2 separate regions of the Homo sapiens genome follow, and region 1 is linked to region 2. A link is a contact called in ENCODE Hi-C or POLR2A ChIA-PET data. All regions are on one chromosome and are shown on one strand. The core of a region is the stretch at or near the end of the contact, and the rest is flanking DNA. Distances in the headings are between cores, read along the strand shown. Region 1 holds the start of ZNF689 (zinc finger protein 689). Region 2 holds the start of PRRT2 (proline rich transmembrane protein 2).

Region 1 (3,324 bases), core at 729-3,228, 800 kb after region 2:
CTGGAATTACAGGCGCCCACCATAGTGCCCGGCTAATTTTTGTATTTTTTTAGTAGAGACGGGGTTTCACGATGTTGGTCAGGCTGGTCTTGAACTCCGGACCTCAAGTGATCTACCCACCTCGGCCTCCCAAAGTGCTGGGATTACAGGCATGAGCCACCAGCCGGCCGGTTTTCAAACCTAGATGCACATCTGAATCAGCTGAGGCTATTTAAAAAATGGAAGTTCCTAAACATTCACACGAGTGAATGAATAGCTCTGGGATGGGGTCCTGGAACCTGCGTTTTTACCAAGTTCCCCAAGTGATTTAGATATAACCAATGGCCATTTAACAACCTTGGCAAAAATTAACTGAAAAGTTTTAAGCAAGGAAATATCATGGTCAGATCTGAATCTTGGACAGCTATCCCTGGTCTTGAAGAATCTGGCTCTGAAATTCCAGCCCAGACAGCTCCATCTTCTACTATGGGTGGATCTGGGACCCTTCTACCTGAATGGGGTTAAGCAGAGCCTTGTTGGATTCTGAGGAGATTGCAGTATGTCCTTCGCTGATAAGGGTCATCCTGCCGTAAGAGCAGAAAGAGGCCCCTGCATCCCAGGCAGCTGTTCCCCATGAGCTCCCTTCAACCAAAACCCAGAAAACTCTGAGAAGTTTAGGATCTCTTTGGTCCAACTCAAAGGTGGCTAGAGGCAGAGATCCTGGAAAGGAGGCAGAGGGTAGCACCTGTTAAAAGCTCACTGATTCTGGCTGGCTGCAATGGCTCACGCCAGTAACCCCTGCATTTTGGGAGGCCAAGGCAGGAGGATCGCTTGAGGCCAGAAGTTCAAGACCGAACTGAGCAAGACAATGTTTCTACAAAAAAAAAAAAAAAAAAAAAAGACGAAGAATAAGCCCACTGATTCATTCACACAGTGGAAAACTGCAGCTTGCAGACTGACATAGGAATCTCTGTGTGGTGGACCGGCCCCACACCACCAGACACAAGAGGCTGGGAAGATGAATATACTAAATACGCGGCACCCACCCCTAGCCCAACCAAAACTCTGGACAGAGCCGTTAGAGGTAGAACGTTATAGGAGGGCTGCAGGCTCTGCGTGGTTATTTAGCACTCACTTCTCTGGACTGTTAGCCCTCTCGGGTACTCCTGCGGATCTAGAGCAGCCGGTTCCCAGTCATCGGTGTTTCGTTCCAACCAGGAGATGAGGGCTGGTTTGGGACCTGCGCACCCTGGGGAAAGAGAACAAATCAGAAGGCCAGCTCCTAGATCACGCCGAGTAGTATCTCCCCGACGGCACCTCCTGCTAAGCCCCTGCCCACCTCCCCTGACAACCTGGTCGCCTGCCAGGACCGTGGCCTCCCTGCCTACACCCTCTCCGGCTCCTGCATCCCTTCGCGCCCCGCGGCAGCGGATGGGGCCGGCCTCACCGAGCGCGCCCAGGTGACCGTAGGTCTCCCGCATCACGTCCCGGTACAGGGCCCTCTGCGCGGGCCGCAGGCAGCCCCACTCCTCCGGGGAGAAGTACACGGCCACGTCCACGAACTTCAGAGCCCTCGGCCTCCTGCCCCTTTTCCGACTGGGTCTGGCCTTTCCTGGTCCCTGCGCAGGGAGCGGAGCCGAAGGTGGCGCCATGGGACCCGAGAAGCCGGCGCCACGGCCTTCCGTGTCCAGGCCTCGGCCCTCGGGCGCTGGCGGCCCCTGGGATCGAGGAGCCCCTGCCGGACCAGGGCTGAGCGTGGCCGGGGAGGCCCGGAGGGAATCGGAATTGGTCGCCCGCGGGGCTAACGGAAACCTTTTGCTGTTATTCAGGAAACTCCTGCCCGAACTTGGGTGAAAGGCACCGGAAGATGCCTTCGGGGAAAATGGCGGCGCTGCTACCGCACCGCCTTTGCCTGGAACACAGGCAGCTTCCAGCTATCGATTTTATTGACCGGAGCGCCATGCCGGCTTCCTAACCTCTTTGCCCTCAAGTGTAATGGCGCTGCGATTGGGCTTCACGCCGTCTTTTTTCCCCTCCCCAATACGCGCGTTCATTGGACGAGAGCCGAAGATCGAGCGTTCTGATTGGGTGCTAGCAAAGGCGGTCCGTTTGAACGAAGCCAAGAGCTGCATAAGGGCAGGAAGCTGGACTGCTAGGATCAGGCGACTACAAGGAGTTGTGAAGCGACTTGCACCGACCTGGGGGCAGCAAGAGGCCCCGGGGCTGCTTTCCGCTGTTCGACTCTGGCAGGCTCAGCCAATCACTGAAGGAGGGAACGATTTGAGCGATGGAGCCACTCTGGCCGAGTTAGAGCTGAGATTATCCTGAGTTCCTTTTACTGGTGTTCTCAGAGCATCCTTGACTTTGGAGAATGGTTATCTTCTTTGTTTGCCCTTTAGGGGAGGGAATTATGGTTAGCATTTCCTGGGGGCAGGCGCCATGCCCAGCATATTACATATTTCATCTTTATTATTTTTTATTTTTATTTTATTTATTTATTTTTGAGACAGAGTCGTGCTCTGTCGCCCAGGCTGGAGTGCAGTGGCGAAATCTCGGCTCACTGCAGCTTCCACCTCCCACGTTCAAGCGATTCTCCTGCCTCAGCCTCCCGAGTAAGTGAGATTACAGGCGCGTGCCACCACTCCTGACTAATATTCATATTTATTAGCAGAGATGGGGTTTCACCATGTTAGCCAGGCTGGTCTCGAACTTCTGACCTCAAGTGATTCACCCACCTCGGCCCCACGAAGTGCTAGGATTACAGGCGTGAGCCACTATGCCCGGCCTTATTTTTATTTTTTTGAGACAGGGTCTCACTCTGTTACCCGGGCGGGATGGAATGCAGTAGTGCAATCTCAGCTCACTGCAGCCTCTAACTCCTGGGCTCAAGCAATCGTCCTGCCTCAGCCTTCAGAGTAACTGGGACTACTGGTGTGCACTACCACGCCTGGCTAATTTTTTATGTTATTTGTTGAGTCAGGGTTTCCCTGTGTTGCCCAGGCTGGTCTCGAACCCTTAGGCTAAGTGATCCTCCTGCCTCGTCCTCCCAAAGGGCTGGGATTACTGGCATAAGCCACAGCACCGGAGCCATTAGTTATTCGCTTTTTTTTTTTGAGACTGGGTCTCATTCCGTTGCCCAGGCTGGAGTGAAGGCATGCACCCACAGTGCTCTGCTAATTTTTTGTATTTTTGGTAGAGACGGTGTTTCGCCATGTTTCCCAGGCTGGTCTCGAACTCCTGAGCTCAAGCAATCCGCCCACCTCGGTCTCCCAAAGTGCTGGGATTACAGGAGTGAGCCACCACACCCAGCCCGTTATTAATTCTTTACTAGCATTTTGTGAACCA
Region 2 (3,531 bases), core at 894-3,393:
GTGATCCGTGGTGTTTCTCCTGTGCAGGTACTGGTGAGGTTTGTCCAATGGCGGCGGCAGCGGCAGCGGCGGCAGCGGCAGCAGCGGCAGCAGTAGCAGCCCCTCCCACAGCTGTGGGCTCCCTCTCGGGGGCGGAGGGGGTGCCTGTGAGCTCTCAGCCACTTCCCTCCCAACCCTGGTGAGCTCCAAGTTGGTTGCGGGGGAGAGGGGAGAATGGAGTAGAGTCCCTTGGTACAAGCTCCTCTCCCCCCTCTTTTCCCACCAACTCCTATTTCCCTACCAACCAAGGAGCCTCCAGAAGGAAAGGAGGAAGAAATGTTTTCTTAGGGGAATTCGCTAGGTTTTAACGATTTGTTTCTCCTGCTCCTCTTCTGTCAGACCTGACCCCACACAAACCTGTCCCCTCGGTTGTGTTGAAGTCCCCTGGACAGTGGGCAGGGGTGGCAGAGGACACGAGCAGCCACTGCCCGTACCCCCTCTCCTCTCTGTAAGCCCATGCCCTGTCTTCCCAGGGACTTGTGAGCCTCTTCCCTCGACGGTCCTCTTCTCTCCTTCCAGTCCTCTCCCCCTGCTGTCTGCAGCCCCTCCCCGGGGAGTTGGTGCTTTCTTTTCCTTTTTTTTTTTTTTCCAGGGGGAGGGAGGAGAGGAAGGAGGGGGATCAGAGCTGTCCCAAAGAGGGAAAGCGGTGAGGTTTGAGGAGGGGCAGAAGCAGGGCCGGCAAAGGTTGTACCTTCATAAGGTGGTATGGGGGGTTGGGGTCAGGCCCTGAACATCGTCCTACTTGAGAATCTGTCAGGGGAAAAAGTCAAGGGGAGCAGGAGGAAGAGCCAGGAGGGCCAGAGGCAGAGAAGAGATGGAGTCTTAGGGGCCAGGGTGAGCGAGGGGTCCAGGGCCTAGAGGTGCTTCCTGGGGGCGGGGGAATGCAGCCAGTGTCCCCCTCCCCTCTTCCACCCCAGCTCCAGCCCTGGTCTTGTCTTTTCATCCCTCTTCCCCACGACAGAAGAAGTTGTGGCCCTGGCCATGTCATCGTGTTCCTGTGTCCCCTGCATGTACCCCACCCTCCACCCCTTCCTTTTGCGCGGACCCCATTACAATAAATTTTAAATAAAATCCTGTTTCTGGCTCTGGATTGAATGAATTGCCCTCACTAAGAACTGCCGCCAACCCCAAGGGTTTCTTCTCGGCCTGGTGTCCGTCAATCCAGCCTTGCTCTGCCCTGTGAGGCTGTGAGGTTCTGGCTCCGCCCTCCCCAGGGGCAGCCTTACTGGCGGCAGCACAGATACAGGGCGGGGCCAAGGCTGTGGCTGTGGAGAGCAAGTTCCAGGTCTCTGGGGAATTCCCAACTCGGACAGGCCCAGAATAGCCCCTGGAGGTTTGAAGAGGCCCCGTCAGAAACCCAAACAGAGCTGCCAGACGGGAATGCCGCCCTCCCCCGTCCACACTCATGGCCGCTGCTCAGCCCCCAGCCGCATCCCTCCCCACGCGCGTCACGGCCCTGAGGCCATGGTGGGTGGATGCGGCTGCGGAAAGGCTGGGGAGTCCGAGCCCTAGGACTGGGAGCAGCGAGGTAGAGAATGAAAGCTGCACCTGTCCCTCATCCTGGGCATGGGCCACTCTGTGTTTACACGGGCTCCTCTGCCCAGCTCCTCCTGCCCCTTGGAATTCCCTTTCCTGTCCCCGCTCCGTCCTTTCCAGGGCCCCTTTTTTGAGCCTTCCAGCGCCAGTTTCTGCCGCTCCTTTCTGCAGGCTCCATTCTCTCCAAACCCCACCCTGCTCCTCCTCTGCAGCCTCCCCGCGTCTTGCCCCATCTTCCTTGCCCTCCTGCTCGTAGAGACGCCTCCACCCGGTCCTGCCTGTCTCACTGGTCCCGTCTCCTCGCAGAACCCTCTCCGTTTCCCCCAAATCCCCGTCTCTTCCAGGAATCCCGGTGACCGTTGGCGGGAGGGGCCGGGGACTTAAGAAGGAGGCGTCTCTCCTGGAGGCGCGCGTGAGAAGGGGCAGGGAGGGGGCGCGAGTGGTCCCCGGGCCGGTTGCCTGGGTAACGCGTGGCTCCCTTGGGCTGGCGGGAGGGGCCGGAGGCTCGCGAGGGGCGGGGGCGGCGACGGCGGCGGAGCGTAGGGGAGGGGACCGGAGAGGAGGGGATGAGCACACGGGAGAGGAGAAGAGGGAGACCCGCCGCCTCCCTCCCTCCCTAGCTGACTTGCTCCCTCCCGGGCTGCGGCTGCTGCAAAAGCCAGCAGCGGCAGCGGGAGCTGTCCGGAGGCCGGCGTCGAGGTGAGACCCGGGCAGACTGAGGCTGCGGGTAGGAGTGGACCGACCGACGGCTGACGCCGGGCGGACTGCACGGGAATGCGGGTGTCTGGAGGGCTGGTGGTGGTGCTGGGCGGGCTGAACCATCGGGAGGAGGCGCCAGCCCACCGAAGGCGAGGGAAGCCCCGGGAGAGGGGCTGACAGGGGATCGAAGGAGATAACCAGGTCCCCCAGAAAGGGGCGGGAGCGTCCTCGCCCTAAACGCGCAGCAAGAAAACCCGCACCGCCTGGGAGCCCAGGGAGGAGGGGAGGATGCAGAGGGAGTGGAATGCGAATGTCGGGTCCTCTGCCCAGTCGGCCTGTCGGAGTGCTATTTGCACAGCTCGTTGATTTTGGGGTGCTGGGATCTGAGAGTCTGGATCTTGTTGGATGGACCCAGGGAGAGACCCTGGAGAAGGTCCTGTTTACAAAAGGGTTAATCTTCCCCAGGGCTCTCCAAGCAGAAGACTTTGAGTAGAGCACTCCTCCCGCAGGGATGTCCCACCCTAAGGCAAAGGAAACCCCAACTTTTCTTCCTCTCCCTAGAGGCAGTGCAAGGCTGGCCCTGAGACAGGAATGTGGCCCAATTGGGCCTGCAGTGCTGAGCGCCCTCTTCCCTCCTCACCCCAAGCCTATCTCCTCCTCTTCCAGGGTTTGCCGCTGTCTCTGCTATTCCATCCTCCCCATAGGGGCTCTCTCCCCTCTCCCATCTCAAGATGGCAGCCAGCAGCTCTGAGATCTCTGAGATGAAGGGGGTTGAGGAGAGTCCCAAGGTTCCAGGCGAAGGGCCTGGCCATTCTGAAGCTGAAACTGGCCCTCCCCAGGTCCTAGCAGGGGTACCAGACCAGCCAGAGGCCCCGCAGCCAGGTCCAAACACCACTGCGGCCCCTGTGGACTCAGGGCCCAAGGCTGGGCTGGCTCCAGAAACCACAGAGACCCCGGCTGGGGCCTCAGAAACAGCCCAGGCCACAGACCTCAGCTTAAGCCCAGGAGGGGAATCAAAGGCCAACTGCAGCCCCGAAGACCCATGCCAAGAAACAGTGTCCAAACCAGAAGTGAGCAAAGAGGCCACTGCAGACCAGGGGTCCAGGCTGGAGTCTGCAGCCCCACCTGAACCAGCCCCAGAGCCTGCTCCCCAACCAGACCCCCGGCCAGATTCCCAGCCTACCCCCAAGCCAGCCCTTCAACCAGAGCTCCCTACCCAGGAGGACCCCACCCCTGAGATTCTGTCTGAGAGTGTAG

Evidence for each region. Hi-C counts contacts between places; a loop is a spot of excess contacts on that map. ChIA-PET counts read pairs that join two places held with the same protein, here RNA polymerase II (POLR2A). Pooled maps may share reads with other maps.
Region 1: a pooled map shows a loop between it and region 2 (4-fold over the local background). The contact joins the promoter of ZNF689 here to the promoter of PRRT2 in region 2. A Hi-C loop is called at or near these places in 2 of 50 pooled maps. POLR2A ChIA-PET finds 5 or more read pairs at or near these places in 2 of 52 experiments (HCT116 and WTC11).

What each region holds. Positions count from the first base shown.
Region 1 is chr16:30,608,411-30,611,734 of GRCh38, forward strand. It overlaps ZNF689 (zinc finger protein 689), which reads right to left and starts at 1,979. Exons shown (of 3, transcript NM_138447.3): 1 at 1,427-1,979; 2 at 1,115-1,228. The coding sequence starts at 1,631. It overlaps LOC124903678 (a long non-coding RNA gene), which reads left to right and starts at 2,064. Exons shown (of 2, transcript XR_007065051.1): 1 at 2,064-2,353. RefSeq lists a silencer at 1,669-1,718 and an enhancer at 2,006-2,975.
Region 2 is chr16:29,810,050-29,813,580 of GRCh38, forward strand. PRRT2 (proline rich transmembrane protein 2) reads left to right here and starts at 2,144. Exons shown (of 4, transcript NM_145239.3): 1 at 2,144-2,274; 2 at 2,941-3,531. The coding sequence starts at 3,006. It overlaps MAZ (MYC associated zinc finger protein), which reads left to right. Exons shown (of 5, transcript NM_002383.4): 5 at 28-1,115. The coding sequence ends at 182. It overlaps MVP-DT (MVP divergent transcript), which reads right to left. Exons shown (of 4, transcript NR_186424.1): 3 at 1-124. RefSeq lists silencers at 1,517-1,596, 1,997-2,146.